Regions from separate parts of the Homo sapiens genome. Here region 2 is linked to region 1. A link is a loop called in an ENCODE intact Hi-C map of the cell type or tissue named here. Cell type or tissue: dorsolateral prefrontal cortex. All regions are shown on one strand. Each heading gives the region's core, and the rest is flanking DNA. Links, peaks and the distances in the headings are about the cores only. Region 1 overlaps MLXIP (MLX interacting protein). Region 2 overlaps CLIP1 (CAP-Gly domain containing linker protein 1).

The links. A loop is a pair of places that touch in the nucleus more often than their neighbours do. Peaks named below come from ENCODE experiments on the same cell type or tissue, not always from the same donor. Only the 100,000 strongest peaks of a DNase experiment are listed, where the experiment ranks them.
Region 2: a loop joins it to region 1, with 16 times the contacts of the local background. A loop is called at or near these places in 9 of 110 quality-filtered maps.

The regions. Positions count from the first base shown.
Region 1 is chr12:122,126,424-122,136,079 of GRCh38, reverse strand. MLXIP (MLX interacting protein) reads right to left here. Exons shown (of 17, transcript NM_014938.6): 2 at 8,718-8,824; 3 at 8,112-8,197; 4 at 6,854-6,943; 5 at 6,451-6,492; 6 at 5,968-6,139; 7 at 5,147-5,236; 8 at 3,697-3,788; 9 at 2,093-2,732; 10 at 735-856; 11 at 414-591. Among named protein-coding and RNA genes, the nearest start is that of IL31, 43 kb to the left of the region's middle. RefSeq lists enhancers at 5,394-6,593, 8,520-9,030, 9,031-9,543. In dorsolateral prefrontal cortex, for the core only: CTCF peaks have their summits at 2,770, 4,911 (motif pointing left) and 8,724 (motif pointing right); DNase peaks (open chromatin) are centred at 4,869 and 8,729; H3K27ac peaks cover 1,044 bases.
Region 2 is chr12:122,352,852-122,360,851 of GRCh38, reverse strand. It overlaps CLIP1 (CAP-Gly domain containing linker protein 1), which reads left to right. Exons shown (of 26, transcript NM_001247997.2): 6 at 5,540-5,737; 7 at 6,296-6,399. Among named protein-coding and RNA genes, the nearest start is that of CLIP1-AS1, 39 kb to the left of the region's middle. In dorsolateral prefrontal cortex, for the core only: a CTCF peak has its summit at 4,514 (motif pointing right); DNase peaks (open chromatin) are centred at 4,551 and 5,441; H3K27ac peaks cover 2,572 bases.

The DNA.
Region 1 (9,656 bases), core at 964-8,963:
TGGGGAAGGCCACGTTGGTGCCCAGATGAGGCTGGACGGCTTCTGTGGCCACAGCAACCCCAGGCTGATGCTCCCAGAGACAGGAAGCCCAGGGCTCCTCAATCCCTTCTCTGGGTGAGATCAGCAGCTCAGTACCAGGCCTTCGTGGGCAGTCAGCAGGGACTCCCCGAGCACACGGGTCACCTACACTGCCACATGTTCACTACTTTTTGCCCTGCCAGTGCCACCACATTTCATCCTGCCACCCACAGAGCGTGTTCCCAGACTGTGTTATCAGCAGGCCTACAAGACCTCACTGTGTGTCCTAAGCCCAGGCTCCGTCCTGGGGACCCAGCAAGCACCCCCCATGGTCTACGGCAGGCCCAGTTACTTCCCTTGCGATGCCCCAACCATCCCGCCGAGTGAACACTCACTGGGCCCTGTGACAGTGACCTGGGGGCTGCCCCCATGCAGCGGGACCTGCTCGCCCTTCCCCAGGGGGTCTTGCGCTGTGCTTGGGAAGAGCCGGGAGACGGGGGCAGGCGGGCTGCTCGTGCCATGGCCGAGATCTGTCACCAGGATGCTGCTGTGGAACTCCGGGACCCCAGGAGCCTGCAGTGACATGGGAGACAGGTCACCCCTGACTGCTGATATACAGCAGGGCGGCACACCAGTCGTCTCAGGTGAGGGCCGCCCAAGATCAGAGTGCTCCGGGGTGAGAAGGACACTGCAGGTCTGCCTAGGGCCCTCCTCACCCTGGCGATGGCAGCAGGCGCAATGACCACGTTGGACTGGGACACGGTGGAGGCCAACATCCCTTCTCTCTTCAGAGGCCCTGACGTCATGATCACCGCTTGTGGTTGGCCTGAAAAGGCAGCTGCCAGGATAAGGAGGATGTTCAGGTGCAGCCCTGGGCCACAGGGCCTGGCCCACCCTGCAGAGGCTGCCTCTCTGCCAGTGAGACAGCTTGTTCTCAACCCCAGGGGACAGGAAGACAAAGCCACCAAGGCACCTAAAACCATTTGTGTGACTTCTTGAAGGAGACATGTTATAGACCCAGGAAAGAGATGGCCAGGACCATGTTTTCACACTGTAGGTTGTGACTAACTTTAAAAAAAAGATAGAGAGGCTGGGTGCAATGGCTCACATCTGTAATCCCAGCACCTTGGGAGGCCGAGGCAGGTGGATCACCAGAGGTCAGGAGTTCGAGACCAGCCTGGCCAATGTGGTGAAACCCCATCTCTACTGAAGATACAAAATTAGCCAGGTGTGGTGGCACATGCCTGTAATCTCAGCTACTCAGGAGGATGAGGCAGGAGAATCACTTGAACCCGGGAGGCAGAGGTTGCAGTGAGCCAAGATCATGTCATCTCACTCCAGCCTGGGCAATAACAGTGAAACTCCGTCTCAAAAAAAAAAAAAAGAGAATAGAGACTGGGTGTGGGGGCTCACACCTGTAATCCCAGCACTTTGGGAGGCCAAGGTGGGCAGATCGCCTGAGATCAGGAGTTCGAGACCAGCCTGGCCAACATGGTGAAACCCCATCTCTACTAAAAATACAAAAAATTAGCTGGGTGTAGTGATGGGCGCCTGTAATCCCAGCTAACTCGGGAGGCTGAGGCAGGAGAATCACTTGAACCCAGGAGGCGGAGGTTGCAGTGAGCCGAGATCACACCACTGCACTCCAGCTAGGCGACAGAGTGAGACTCCATCTCAAAAAACAAACAAACAAACAAAAATTAGCCGAGTATAGTGGCGCACACCTGTAATCCCAACTACTCGGGAGGCTGACGAAGGAGAATCGCTTGAACCCGGGAGGGGGCGGTTGCAGTGAGCCGAGATTATGCCACTGCACTCCAGCCTGGGCAACAGAGACTGTCTCAAAAAAAAAAAAACCAAACAAAAAAACAAAAAAGATAGAGCATAGAAAACGGACTAGATCATGGCCATGTATTATTTCATGACACTTTTGTTTCATTTAAGTGTATGTGTGTGCGCATGCACGTGCACACCAGGGTGGTGGTGGTGGTCACAAGTTTGAAAGCCTTTGGGATGGGAAAACATCCCTCTGGGTCGGGGGGAGCCCCGCACTGAGTCTCCCCGCCTGGCTCACCTGGGGCGATACGGGCATTCTTCAACACCAAGGACACGGGCTCTGGTTTGGGAGCAGGCACTATTTTGTGGGGCTGCTTAGGCCTGCCCCCAGTCAAGGATACAGGTTTGGGGTGCACAAAAGTTAACCGTGGCTGGGGAGGCCGGGTGACAGGAGACAGTGCCAGCCCACAAGGGGCCGCTGACGGGGCAGGGTGATGGGTGGTGATCACAAGGCCCTGACTCTGGCTAAAGGTGGTGGCGGGGGCATCGTGGGTGAGGGTGGCAGAGGCCGTGTGGGTGATGACAGACGGCGCTTTGTTGACTCCAGCAAACTTCTGTGGCTGATGGAAGGTGGGTGGAGCCGGGGGGTTCAGGGCAGTGGCAGGAGGAGGAACTAATGGTAACACGGGGGAGATGGGCGGTGGGGCGGGGCTGGGAGACAGCAGGGGCATGGTGAAGACAGGGAGGAAGGGCTGCGGGACACTCAGTGGCGGCTCTGAGGGACCGAAGTCCGTGGGCTGGATAAACGGGTCCTCAGTCCGGGAGGTGTGTTCACAGCCCTGCTCATCCATGTGAGCCAGGGATGGGGCGGTAGGGGGCGCGATGAGGCTGTCAGGAAGGCTCACAGTGGGGAGGGCTGTGGTCGGCAGGATGCTCTCCTGAAAAAGGAAGAAAGGAGCCAGGAAGCAATGCTGGGGTCAGACAATTCCTTTCTAGCGCTGCACACTGCCAAGTCCAACTACACAGGCCGGGCGCTGGGACAGAGGGACAAAGGCCACGTCTCCACGTCCATGGCTGCTGATCTGATAGGGATTTGTGTTTCCCTGCGTGTCTGCGGGGGTCTTGTTTCCATTAAAAACTAAATAACTCAGAGCTCAGATAAGGCAACGGCCCTCACACAGCTGGCTAGCAGCCTGGGAATATCTTGTTTCTGGAGTCCAGCAGAGTCTCCCCAAAGTCTCTGCCATCTTCTATTACTGAGCAGAGGCAGCCTGGATTGCAGCTGCTCGGGAATCCCCGAGGACAATTTCACGTGTCAACTGGTCATCAGGCCACCTCTTCCTAAATAAGAAAAGCTACGAGGAATCAATGGTTCAGATCCCAGTCTCTGCAGTAGCAATTCTTCCCGGAGCCCGTTTGAAGATGGTGCCAGGTTACCAGTGTCTAACTGGTCATGGGCATAAGCATGAGGGCTCCGTAAGGACAAAGAATGGTACCTCACTCAGCTCTGTAGCCCCAAGCACCTGTAAGCAACTTTTTGGATTGCTTAGTAAAACGTGAAAGAAATATACAGAAGTTATTTTTATTAGTAATCCATGTTTTTCTTCTCTGTCTAGCTAATTCTGTGTTAATTAGTCGGAGCAGAGCTAGCTGCACATAGGTTACCTGGCACTCAGGCAGAAGCACACCTGGACCAAGAGTCTCCCACCCCATGGGTGCTGAAGGATGCTGTAAAAGAGGGATGGAATCGTGCCTCTGCACATTAGTGCTGGTCTAGCACTGCTTGGCGCTTTGCTGGTGACTGTGTGGCTATGCCATTAGCCTTGCTCTGGCAGCAAACCTTTGATGAGCAGCCCTGTGCCTGCCAGCCCCTTCCCCCACCCATCCCCCAGCTTCCTCTACCTGTGCAGGTGGGTTGTTGGGATCTGGTACAGGTGCTGAGGCAGATGCAGGTAGCATGGAGCCAAAAATGGAGCGGCTAGAAGAGAAGAGGTCTGAAAAACAACAGCAGGGGTCTTCTGAGCTCAGTGTGCCCAGCATTTGCTGGAATCAAGACTCAAACAGGGCCAGGCACGGTGGCTCATGCCTGTAATCCCAGCACTTTGGGAGGCCGAGGTAGGCAGATCATGAGGTCAAGAGATCAAGACCATCCTGGCTAACATGGTGAAACTCCATCTCTACTAAAAATACAAAAATTAGCTGGGTGTAGTGGCACATGCCTGTAGTCCCAGCTACTCAGGAGGCTGAGGCAGGAGAATGGCTTGAACCCAGGAGGCAGGGGTTGCAGTGAGCTAAGATCGCACCACTGCACTCCAGCCTGATGACAGAGCGAGATTCCCGTCTCAAAAAAAAAAAAAAAAAAAAAAAAAAAAAGGTGCCAACCACAACCACCATGCCTGGTTGGTGCCACCAGTGGTCCCAACTACACAGGAGGCTGAAGCGGAAGGATCGCTTAAGTCCAGGAGGGAGGTTGAGGGTGCAGTGAGCCGTGTTCTTGCCACTGCACTCCAGCGTGGGCTACAGAGCAAGGCTCTGTCTCAAAATAACAAAGACTAAAACAGGCTGGGTGTGATGGCTTACACCTGTAATCCCAGCACTTTGGGAAGCAGAGGCAGGAGGATCACCTGGGCAACATAGCAGACCCCCGTCTTTACAAAAAAATGAAGAAATGAACTGGGTGTGGTGGTGTGTGCCTGTAGTCCCAGGTACTCAGGAGGCTGAGGTGGGAGGATCGCTTGAGCCCAGGAGTTCAGGGCTGCAGTGAACCATGATTGAACCACTGCACTCTAGCCTGGGTGACAGTGCAAGACCCTGTCTCTAAAAAAAAAAAAAAAAAAAAAAAAAGACTCAAACAAATCAAGGACTAAACCCCTAAACCCCACATGGCCCAGGGGGATGCCATGGACAGAGGGTATTACCCTGAGACACCTTTTTTTCTGTAGAAAGGGGGCTCTGGTTGGAACCACACATGTTGGCAACTATCCTGGGCTCTGAAACACTCCCAGGCCTGACGTTTCTGCTGCTGTCACAATGGCAGGTGCTCAAGGACCCATCTAACTGCAGGGCCTTGGTAGGGAGCTGGCTGTGTCATCAGTGCCCTCTGCTGCTTCGAGGGAGAACTGCTTACAGTCACGGCTAAATCCAGAGCCAATTTCCTTGCTGAACAATGTCCCAGAAAAACTTCCCAGACCTTGCAGTTACTACAAAAAACAGTTCAGTTTAAAAAAAAATTCTTTGCTCGCCCCCTTGCCCATTCTACCAAGTCTCGCCTCTTAAAGGAAGGCAGCGATCTGCTCTGTGCTGGGCTGGGGGAGATGGAGGCAACCGTGCTCTCTCTGCCTCTGGTCCTCACCCTGGAAAGGCTCAAAGGTGTCCATGAAGTCCAGGTTAGGCTGCAAAGGAATCAGTCCCGGCTGGATCATGTCTGCATTTCCCAGATGTGCTGCAAGAATCACAGAGAGAGGAACCATTTTGTCTTCTCAGACAATGTTGCAGGAACGTAAAAAAGGCCTGGAACAGAACTTCCTGGCCCTGCTCACATCCCAGAGTCTTCCAAGGAGCTGGCTGGGATTTCTACCTTCTCAGGGTTTGTGGCCATTCCGCACCCTCAAAAGGCAGGAAAGTAAGTTTTTGCCAGGAAGGTAAAATTGAGTATCAGGGAATGGACACCCCAGGAAGCTGTAAAGAGCTCAAGAGAGAACAGAGACCTCCCCGAACACTGTTCTAATTTTCAATCTTTGGGCTCTTCCCTGAGAGGTTAACTGGAAGACTGAATGCCACCAAGGTGAGCGGTCACACCCGGGAGTGCTTCTGATTTTCTTTAGCATGAGTCACGGCCCGGCCGCCTCGGCTTAGGCACGGCACACGTACCCCGTGAAGAGAACGGTATCTGAAATGTGCCAATGACTCAGACTAGACCCTGCTGCTGTCCTCCCACCATGGCACTACGGGAATGGCAGCTGCCCAGTGGGCCCACTCTGCAGACCCCACCCACTCGGTACGTGCGGCCTGGATGTCAAATGAGGCCAGCCATCCTTCCCTTCCTTACTGCCTGCCCCCAACCGTGACGTGCAGCAGCTCAGAGATGGCCCTGAAGGAACCCTGGCCCAGAGGGGGCCTGGCAGAGAAGGAAGCGGCTGGCTGTTCAAAGCCCAAGGCCCTGGTTTGGGTTACCTATTTCCCGGGGATTGGGCCAGGCCACCGGCTGGTGTGAAGAAAGTGTGGAGAAGAGGGTGTCGCTGAATTCCGACATGAGCATGTCTGTGTCCAGCAGGGGATCCTCCTCCATGGGGACGGGGGTCTTCCATCCATCCCCGTGCTTGTGCCAATACAGCATGTCATCGTCCTAACACAACACCAACACAGGGGAGGAAGCATCAAAGAGTAACAGTGGGACGAAGAATTCCCACGCCTGTCACCTGGGGAAATTCGTCAAAGGGGTGCTCAGTGGAAGTGAGGCAGCAGGGTGGAGGCATTTGGAGAGCGGCTCCCTCCAGCCCACCCAGGAGAGAGAGCTGGACTGCTTCTTGAGCCATTCCTGAGACTCCAGGGAGGGCCCATGGCCTGCCGCCTTTTGCAGGGCTCCCTGGTGGGCCACCGAAGTCCCTGCTGTCTCATGTCAAAGTGGGGGTCCTCAGAGCTCCCAGGCTCACCCACCTGGACCAGGCTGGAGAGGTCCTCATCCTTGTGCTGCTGTAGCTGTGGGCAAAGGGACAGGACACGGCGGTCACCAATGGCCCTAGGAGGGCCCAAGGGCTCTAGAATATACAGAACTCTCAGGGAGGCAGGTAGGGGTCCTGCTCACACCATCCCCAGGCCGATGCCTGCACAAAGGAGACTTCCACCCAGTGCACAGATGGGGAAACTGAGAGCAAAGACAACCTGACCGAGGCAGGCCATTGCCCAGGCTAGTCTGGCACGCTGGGCCCCAGATTTACTGCTTGACGCTCCACGTTCAGGTGGGGCGGCTGTGGAGCCTACCGCCTCGGCCAGGGCCCTGAACCAGGGACTCTGCCCACTCCCTCCCTAGGCGGGCTGCCTGAACACTCCAGCCAGATACCCTTTTCTTGAAGTAGGTTCTCCACTTGTGATACTCCCGGATCACAATCTCGATGCGGCTCTTCCAGTACTTCCCTTCCGTGGTGATGGCCTAGGACAGGGACAGAGAGCAGAGTGAAGAGGGGGCTCTGCTTGATTAGCAAAGCTCAACTGGTGTACTGAGTATCCGGCACTATAATCAGGCCTTAGGCAATCCAGCGGGAAACCCCACAGTGGCTACCACATCACTCAGAAAGTACGTCCCACTTCTTCCATGCTATAGCAGACCCTCTAGCTAACAATGCGCTGTCATTTCAAGACCTAAGGTAGCCAAAGGCCTTGGGGGCACGGTCCTGAGGCTCTGTCCAGGAGGACAGGGTGAGAGCAGAATGCTCCACAGAGGAAGAAGCAGGGGAACGCTGCAGCAATTCCCAAGCCCCCCCATAAATGCCCCTTCCCCACAGCCTCTGCCACATTCAAAGGGCAAAAATGAACAGCCAATTCCAGGAAGTTTCAGGTGGAATGTGCCCTCCAGGGGCCTCTCATCCAACCTTCGCGTGATGCCAGTGTGGATGCCTTGCATGACAGCCTTCGAGCTCCAGAGATAAGGAGCCCCAATGCCTGGGGTTGCCTCACTTTCTGATCTCAAGGCCCAAATCACCTCACCTACAAACACTGTGTGTGTGTCCTCGACAGCAAAGATGCTTTTCTGTTAAAAAGAACTGATTACAATATTGCCATACCCAACAAAATGATATCCCTTGATACTGTCTAATACCAGATTATACCTGTCTCAAAACTGTCTTTCATTAGCTTACCTTCTAAATTCCCCCTTTATCGTTAACAGTGAGACATGCCTAGACAAAATTAAAGCCACACAGAAGAGTATGCAGTGAAGAAAGCATCTCCCCCTCATCTGGCAGCCCTAATCCTACTCCCCAGAGGTTCCTGAAGTCTCTTAATAAAGACACTTCTATATATTCCTCTAGACACTTCCTGTGCATGTATAATCACACATAGACACACACTTTAAAAATTAACAGAAAGATATTAACCCCCTCAGTCCCTGGGCCAGTCCCTCTGAGAAGGGGGAGGCTCTGCAGCCTGGGGTTGCCAGAGGCCACCAGCTCCCAGGCCTGGCCCCCAGGGCATGGATGGCGCAGGGCAGGCGCTGCACTACCCTCGGCAGCCTCTCCTACAGGACCAGCCCGCGGTGAGCCACTCCCGGTGAGGTGCTGGTATGTTTCCACTCTCAGCCACCCTTGGTCACTGCCAAGTACCTCCGGCCGGCGGTGCTCGTCTACGTCCACAGAGCCGTCCAGGGGTGTCACAAAGTGGCACACAGGATTCTTGCGCTTCTCCAGATCTGAGCAGAGAGAGGGTGAGAGTCAGCACCATGATCCAGACCCCTGAGGGAGCCCCAGCCTGTCTGCTGCACCCCTCCCCTAGGGCAGACCACATTCCCAGGTACCCTTTCCTTCTCCTTCCCTAGGAAAAGGAGATTTCAGGGAAATAAAGGAGTCCAGGTGAAAGGAGAGGAATCTGTCAATAACGAACGCCTCAGTCAGAGAGGCAGTGTGGCTTCTCAGAGAAAGACCAGCCCAACACAAGCCTGCCCTAGCACACTCATCTCCCGGAGAAGCTACCGGATCCATGACACTCGGGCTGGAGAGAGAAGGCCCATGCCTGAGTCTTCCTAGACCTGCTCCCTGACTCTTCAGATGCCACCCCTCTGCTGGGCCTGATGGCTTGGGTTTCCTGTCTGCACAGACTGAACTTCTGTTAGAAACACCAGGTCCCAGGAGCAGACTCTGGTCCCTGGGTGCCCAGGCCTCCAGGCCGTGAAGTTCTGACCACCACCGGCGCCCAGGCTGGGCGGCACTTACACTGCATGTACCAGGCCCGCCAGATGGCATTATTGAGCCGGATCTTGTCTCTCCACTGTAGCTTCAGGCCCTTGAAATTCTTCCACTTTGGAGACACCAACTTCCCACTGAAAGGCAAGGCAAAGCGGGGAGACTCAGTGGTTACTCTGAAATTGAAGTGAAATTACAAAGTGCCACCCGATCATTCCAGGACCAAACTCTTGACTGATCCACCCCCAGCCATACACCCGGCTTCATGGAATTCAGGTCACTGGGGGATTTCTTCAGAGCCACACAGGGCAGGGCATGGTGGGGATACTGTCAGGGCGCGGAGGGCAGGACTGGCCGTGGGGGTTTTGCAGCCTTGGAGCCACCCACCAATATCTGTTGAAGGGACTTTAACCCAAACACCTCTGCAGAGGGCTGCTGGGAGGATTCCATGAACCAGACTAACAAACTGAACACTGGGCATGCAGTGAGTGCCCTCCAGGAGGAGCAAAGGTTACATTTGGGCTGTTCATTGTTATTCACATTTGACCAGCCTCCCTTCCTGGATTCAAAGTCATTCTTGTTTCCAGAGAGGGGCAGACCAAGGGCAGTCATGGGTCACACAGCAACTGGTGTGTGCGGTGGCAGCATGTGGGGTTCACTACATTCTTCCGTCTACTTTGGCATATCCTACAAATTTTCCATAACTAAAAATTAGAAGAAATCTGTTGACCACAGAGTGCAAACCAGGCTCCTGTGACCTGGTCGTGGCCTGCCTGCTTTGCCACCAGCCCCCACGAGGCATTCACAATCCAAGTACCCGAGCATCCCACTGGCCTGAGTGCCTGCAGGGCAGGGCCTATTCTGCCTCCCAGAGCCTCTGACATGGTCCTCACTCTTGATGGCCCTCCACTCAGCCACCTCCTAATCCTTCAAGATGCTGCCCCCGACACCATCTCCTCTGAGCTGGCC
Region 2 (8,000 bases), core at 1-8,000, 230 kb before region 1:
TGTTGCTCACAGCTTTTGCTGTGAAAGTCTTTGCAAGTAAGTTTTGAAAAATGTAACTCCAGCAAGAATGCGTTTTTTGAAATCAGAAAGTGCTTTTAATAGTCCCTTTCAGATTCTTAAAAGCTTAAAAATGCATGTGTTCTTGGTGAATCTGTATAACTACTGCCTAGTCTAACACAGGGGTCAAATTATTTTCTATGAAATTATTTTAGGACAAAATGATAGGAACATTGGAGAGATCCTTTTCTTCAAGTCCATAGATCTGTCTCTCCCTCTCTCTCTTTTTTTTATTTTTTCTTTTGAGTCAGGGTCTCACTTTGTCACCCAGCCTCAACGTCCCAGGCTCAAGCAGTCCTGCTGCCTCAGCCTCCCCAGTAGTTGGGACTACTGGTGCACACCACCACGCCTGGTTAATTTAATTTTTTTTTTTTTTTTTTTTTTGTAGAGAGAGGGACCCACTGTGTTGCCCAGGCTGGTCTCGAATTCTTAGGCTCAAGCGATCCTCTTGCCCTGGACTTCCAAAGTGTTGGGATTTACAGGCGTGAGCCACTGCTCCCAGCCTCTCTTTCTCTTTGACTTCAAATAATTTTAGGAAGTGAAGTGTTTTGAGAAAAGGTGTGTTAATAGGATTTTAATGTTAATACAACCTGACCTACTGGAAGCAGTTAGTGTGTGAAGTGTCCCTGACTTGAGCCAGAGGACACTAAAGGGAACTCTTGGAGCTGGAAGAGGATACTAGGAAAGCCTGTTTTGATTACTCTCTTCTTTCCTCTTCTTCTCCTGGTCCCTTTCCCTCTCTCCCTCTTTTTCCTGTTTAGAGCAGTAAAAATAGAATCACTAGCATTAAAATAGGCAACACCTCATTCTGTTTATTAAGGTGTTATTTTATTAGGGTCAAAGCCCTGCCCATAAGTTTATTACCTAGAAGTGGGGCAAATACTGTTTAAGTTAGAAATGGCGGCATCAGACTTTCCTCAGACTGAGTTCAGGTCTCCGCTGGGTGGTGGGGAACCGCAGACCAGGAGCTAGGATGTTGCGTTGTGCTGCGGGGAGGAGGTGGTTAGCCCAGGATCTCACGGTGCCTGCTCTTCCATTGTCGTCGGGCAGAGAAGGGACAGGTGCTGAAATCTTCACGTGGGGCTGTGCTCCTCTGCCAGCCATCTAGGCTTCCTTCCTCTATGTTCAGGTAGAATAAGTACTGCTCAGAGCATTTCCATTTGCGCATAAAGAGGAAGCCTGCATCTTCAACAGAAAAATTACTTTTATGAGAAAAGCATGACAAGAACAATGAAATGGAGAAGAGCCCCAAACCCCTGTGTTCAGACAGAGCTTTGTTTAATGTGGGTCAGAAACTCTGATAGGGACAGCTTGCCTCCTTTGCTGTTCTAGGAACAATTCCATGGGAGGGTCTATTCTGGATTAGGAATTCTTTCTTGAGTAATTTTTATTACCTTTTAATTGTGTCCATTTCTTTGGGAAATAGCAAGCTCTCCCTGCTCCCGCCAATCTCTCCTCTTACTTTTTGGACCAGTTCTTGTACCTCTTAGCTCACCTCATTCAGTGAAAATTGACAAAAGAGACGTGAGTTTCTGTACCTGTGAGACAGCTTATTTTTGTGTCTTTATGGTTTCTAAGCCAAAAATCACCATAAAATAGTATGACAAAGATAGAGAAATTGAAAGTGTCATTTCAGTTACTTTGCTCAGAAATGTATTTCTGTTTTAGAAAAACAAAAATTGAAAAAAATTTAATTCATTCTTTATTTGTTTTTATTTTTATTTTTTATTTTTTTGAGATGGAGTCTTGCTGTTGCCCAGGTTAGAGTGCAGTGGCACGATCTCAGCGCACTGCAACCTCTTGTCTCCCGGGTTCAAGCGATTTTCCTGCCTCAGCCTCCCAAGTAGCTGGGATTATAGGCACACGCCACCATGCCCGGCTAATTTTTGTATTTTTAGTAGAGACGAGGTTTCACCATGTTGGCCAGGCCAGTCTCGAACACCTGACCTCAGGTGATCTGCCCGCCTCTGCTTCCCAAAGTGCTGGGATTACAGGCATGAGGCGTGAGCCACCACACCTGGCCAATTCATTCTTTTTTTTTTTTTTTTTTAAAGTCAACTATTTATTGAGGAAATACCATGTGCCAGACAATGTAATAAGCATTTTACAAAGTTATCTCATTTTATCTTACATTTTATCAAACAATCCTATGAAATATATACCCAATTTACAGATGAGAAAACTGAGGCTCAACTGAAGTCAGGTAGCTCACTGAAGGTAAAATAGCTAAGAAGTGATGGAGCTAAGACTTGTATACAGAAACTGGACCTTAAGTCATTATGCCATACTGCCCCCTTCCATATCTAACTCAATATTTCAACAAGTGGTTTTTTTTTTCTTTTTTCTTTTTTTTTTTTTAATTGTTCATTCTTGGGTGTTTCTCGCAGAGGGGGATTTGGCAGGGTCATAGGACAATAGTGGAGGGAAGGTCAGCAGATAAACAAGTAAACAAAGGTCTCTGGTTTTCCTAGGCAGAGGACCCTGCGGCCTTCCGCAGTGTTTGTGTCCCTGGGTACTTGAGATTAGGGAGTGGTGATGACTCTTAACGAGCATGCTGCCTTCAAGCATCTGTTTAACAAAGCACATCTTGCACCGCCCTTAATCCATTTAACCCTGAGTGGACACAGCACATGTTTCAGAGAGCACAGGGTTGGGGGTAAGGTCACAGATCAACAGGATCCCAAGGCAGAAGAATTTTTCTTAGTACAGAGCAAAATGAAAAGTCTCCCATGTCTACCTCTTTCTACACAGACATGGCAACCATTCGATTTCTCAATCTTTTCCCCACCTTTCCCCCCTTTCTATTCCACAAAACCGCCATTGTCATCATGGCCCGTTCTCAATGAGCTGTTGGGTACACCTCCCAGACGGGGTGGTGGCCGGGCAGAGGGGCTCCTCACTTCCCAGTAGGGGCGGCCGAGCAGAGGCGCCCCTCACCTCCCAGGCGGGGCGGCTGGCCGGGCGGGGGGCTGACCCCCCCCACCTCCCTCCCGGATGGGGCGGCTAGCCGGGCAGAGGGGCTCCTCACTTCCCAGTAGGGGCGGCCGGGCAGAGGCGCCCCTCACCTCCCGGACGGGGCGGCTGGCTGGGCAGGGGACTGACCCCCCCATCTCCCTCCCGGACGGGGCGGCTGGCCGGGCAGAGGGGCTCCTCACTTCCCAGTAGGGGTGGCCGGGCAGAGGCGCCCCTCACCTTCCGGACGGGGCGGCTGGCCGGGCGGGGGGGGCTGACCCCCCCCACCTCCCTCCCGGACGGGGCGGCTGGCCGGGTGGCGGGCTGACCCCCCCCACCTCCCTCCTGGATGGGGTGGCTGCCGGGCGGAGACGCTCCTCACTTCCCAGACGGGGTGGCTGCCGGGCGGAGGGGCTCTTCACTTCTCAGACAGGGCGGCTGCCGGGCGGAGGGGCTCCTCACTTCTCAGACGGGGCGGTTGCCAGGCGGAGGGTCTCCTCTCTTCTCAGACGGGGCGGCCGGGCAGAGACGCTCCTCACCTCCCAGACAGGGTCGCGGCCAGGTAGAGGCGCTCCTCACATCCCAGATGGGGCAGCGGGGCAGAGGCGCTCCCCACATCTCAGACGATGGGCGGCCGGGCAGAGACGCTCCTCACTTCCTAGATGGGACGGCGGCCGGGAAGAGGCGCTCCTCACTTCTAGATGAGATGGCGGCCGGGCAGAGACGCTCCTCACTTTCCAGACTGGGCAGCCAGGCAGAGGGGCTCCTCACTTCCCAGACGGGGTGGCGGCTGGGCAGAGGCTGCAGTCTCGGCACTTTGGGAGGCCAAGGCAGGCGGCTGGGAGGTGGAGGTTGTAGCGAGCCGAGATCACGCTACTGCACTCCAGCCTGGGTACCATTGAGCACTGAGTGAACCAGACTCCGTCTGCAATCTCGGCACCTCGGGAGGCCGAGGCTGGCGGATCACTCGCAGTTAGGAGCTGGAGACCAGCCCGGCCAACACAGCGAAACCCCGTCTCCACCAAAAAAATACGAAAACCAGTCAGGCGTGGCGGCGCGCGCCTGCAATCGCAGGCACTCGGCAGGCTGAGGCAGGAGAATCAGGCAGGGAGGCTGCAGTGAGCCGAGATGGCAGCAGTACAGTCCAGCTTCGGCTCGGCATCAGAGGGAGACCATGGAAAGAGAGGGAGAGGGAGACCGTGGGGAGAGGGAGAGGGAGAGAGGGAGAGGGAGAGAGGGAGAGGGACCCAATTCATTCTTTAATAACCAGAATGACTTCATGTTACTGTGTGCGCTGCTGTTGGGCTCTACACATCTAGTCAAGCCTTGGAATCTGATTTCTCATCACCAACCTCATTTCCTGTGCATGTTGATTTTTGCATCATACTTTCATTTTCGTCATGGGAATAGCCAAAACCCAGCTTTGAAAGTACATGATGTTATTGAAAGGACTGTAGGACAATCTAATGAGACTGAATTGCCTCAAACTAGTAGTTTGCACAGAGTCCAGCAGATGTCGCTGTGTTTCTCTTGAAATTTTAAAACATCCTACAGTGCACTGGTGAGTTTGCTCAGCACCCTGGGGCATCTCTGCACATGGTTTGGGAACCACACATTTAATGTATTCAGGAAGAAATATTAGCAAGAGAAGGTATAATTTAGCTATATAATGAAATTGGAAGGTCAAGGTCAAATGGTTAAAAAAGACAACAGGAGTTTCTTCCTGGTATGTTTAAGTAATTTCAAGAACAAAAGGTTGATTCTTTTGTAGTTCTCAAGTTGCCGAGTTATTAATTGAGGAAAGATCCTCGCTGTAAGTCTGCATCCTGTGCATCTTGCAGTAAGGGCCTAGGGAAACCGATGAAGAGAAGAGCTTTCAGGCGACAGCTGCAGCAGCTCTGACTGCAGAAGATGAAGTCAAGGCTGACTTGATCTGGAGCCAGCAGTGGCTGAGCAGATGGCCTTTGGCGCGGTGGCTCACACCTGTAACCTTAGCACTTTAGAGTTCGAGAACAGCCTGGCGAACATGGCAAAACCCCGTCTCTACTAAAAATATAAAAATTAGCTGGGCGGTAGTGGTGCACGCCTGTGATCCCAGCTACTTGGGAGGCTGAAGCAGGAGAATCACTTGAATCCAGGAGGTGGAGGTTGCAGTCAGCTGAGATCGCACCACTGCACTCCAGCTAATTTTTGTATTTTTAGTAGAGATGGGGTCTCATCATCTTGGCCAGGTCTCAAACTCCTGGCCTCAAGTGATCCACCCGCCTTGGCCTCCTGAAGTGCTAGGATTACAGGCATGAGCCACCGCACCTGGCTGATCTCTTTACGTTGATGTATTCTTTGTGAGATTTATAGACAGAAGGCACACACTGTCTTGTGTTTTTGAGGAAGCCTTTCCTAATCCTGGCCAGCCTGCCAGCTGGAGCAGCGCCCTTGCTTTGCCGAGCAGATGCCCGCCATGCATGCATCGCGCCTCCCTCGCTTTTCTGACAGCATCATCGCCCTTCATTTCTCTAACTTTCCTTTACAGTTGACTGAAACCTCCTCCCGTTACGCCAGGAAGATCTCCGGTACCACTGCCCTCCAGGAGGCCCTGAAGGAGAAGCAGCAGCACATTGAGCAGCTGCTGGCGGAACGGGATCTGGAGAGGGCGGAGGTGGCCAAGGCCACGAGCCACGTGGGGGAGATAGAGCAGGAGCTAGCTCTGGCCCGGGACGGACATGACCAGGTGAAGTCTGGACCTTGTTGCGGAGATGGTGATGGTTTCTAAAGCCACTGAGGAGCCGAGAAGCATGCCCGGTGCTTGGCACCGAGGAGCTAGACTTGAGAGCACAAGAAATGGGTGTACATTTCTTTGCTGTGCTTGTTTGAAAGCTACAGTCTGGGGTGCCAGTTTCCATGATCACAGAGATGAAGTTTTGTTCTTGATTCGACCTTAGTGTTTGGTCTTTGTGTCCGGGTCTTTTGGCCTGTCTGTGTTAGGCCAGCTTGGTTACTAGGGCCTTACCAATGATTGATTATAGCTGCTGTTTGTGGATTACTCTTAATATGTGTTTCAGCTTCAAAAAAGATGAGAGGTGTTTTAACATTGTTCTTTATCACTTTCATCATCTATCTTCCAGGAAAGCTGTTGAGAATAACCTATTAAAATAGAGAAAGCTTTTTAACATAAGGTTTTAGAGTAACGCCCACCCACCATGGTGACCCACAGCTCTTTGGAGAAGTATCACTGGGTCTGTATCTGGGTCAGAAATAGTCCATTTACCGACATTCTTGCCTTCCCCAGCATGTCCTGGAATTGGAAGCCAAAATGGACCAGCTGCGAACAATGGTGGAAGCTGCTGACAGGGAGAAGGTGGAGCTTCTCAACCAGCTTGAAGAGGAGAAAAGGTGACCCCAGACTGTTTCCTGGTGCAAGTGTGGCCTTTCCCCCTTTTTTTTTGTTTTTGAGACAGAGTCTAGCTCTGTTGCCCAGGCTGCAGTGCAGTGGTGCAATCTCAGCTCACTACAACCTCTGCCTCCCAGGTTCAAGCAATTCTCCTGCCTCAGCCTCCCAAGTAGCTGGGACCACAGGAATGTGCCACCACGCCTGGCTAATTTTTTGTATTTTAGTAGAGATGGAGTTTCACCATGTTGCCTAGGCTGGTCTCGAACTCCTGAGCTCAGGAGATCCATCTGCCTCAGCCTCCCAAAGTGCTGGGATTACAGGTGTGAGCCACCGCGCCCAGCAGCCTTTTCATTTTCAATGACCTCAGAAGAAAATTTCCTATTAATAATCATGTTGGTATCAACCCTTAGAACCAAAGGAATGACTATGTGTCCAGCAGAAGGTGAACTCTGCCATACTGTGTGAAGAGCGTCTGCTTTGATTTGACTTTTTTCAATAAGTTTGGAATCATTTAGACATGGCCTGATTGGGCGCAGTGACTCACGCCTGTAATCCCAGCACTTTGGGAGGCTGAGGCGGGTGGATCACTTGAGGTCAGAAGTTCGAGACCAACGTGACCAACATGGTGAAACCCCGTCTCTACTAAAAATACAAAAATTAGCCAGGCCTGTTGGCGGGCGCCTGTAATCCCAGCTACTTGGGAGGCTGAGGCAGGAGAATTGCTTGAACCCGGGTGGCAGAGGTGGCAGTGAGCCGAGATCGCGCCACTGCACTCCAGTCTGGGTGACAGAGCAAGACTCCGTCTCAAAAAAAAAAAAGAAAACATTATTTATTATCTTTTGAGACAGGGTCTCACTCTGTCACTCAGGCTGGAGTGCACTGGTGTGATCATGGCTCACTGCAGCTGTGACATCCCTGGCTCAAGTGATCCTCCTACCCCAGCTTCCCAAGTAGCTAGGACACAGGCACATGCCAACATGCCTGGCTAATTTTTGTAGAGATGGGGTTTTGCCATATTGACCAGGCTGGTCTCAAACTGAACTCAAGCAGTCTGTCCACCTTAGCTTCACAAAATGCTAGGATTACAGGTGGCTTATTTTATTTTTTCTTTTTGAGACAAGGTCTCACTCAGTTGTGCAGCCTGGAGTGCAGTCATACGATCATAACTCACTGCAGCCTTGACTACCTGGGCTCAAGCAATCCTCCCACCTCAGCTGCCCAAGTAGTTGACACGGGTGCACGCTGCCACACCTGGCTAATTTCTTAATTTTTTGGTGGAGATGAGGTCTCGTCATGTTGCTCAGGCCGCTCTTAAACTCCTGGCTTTAAGCCATTCTCCCACCTTGCCCTCCCAAAGTGCAAAGATGCATTTTTAAACTTGCTATGTCTCTAAGGCATTTCTGGTGGCTGTCTGCTTGAATTCACCAGGGTAGTGATGATAGATTTTTTTTTTTTTTTTTAAATATAAGGACTGGGTCTCACTATGTTGCCCCAGCTGGTCTCAAACTCCTGGCCTCAAGCGATCCTCCTGCCTCCACCTCCCAAATTGCTGGGATTATAGGAGTGGCCTACCATGCCCAACGTGTTTTTTTGTTTGTTTGTT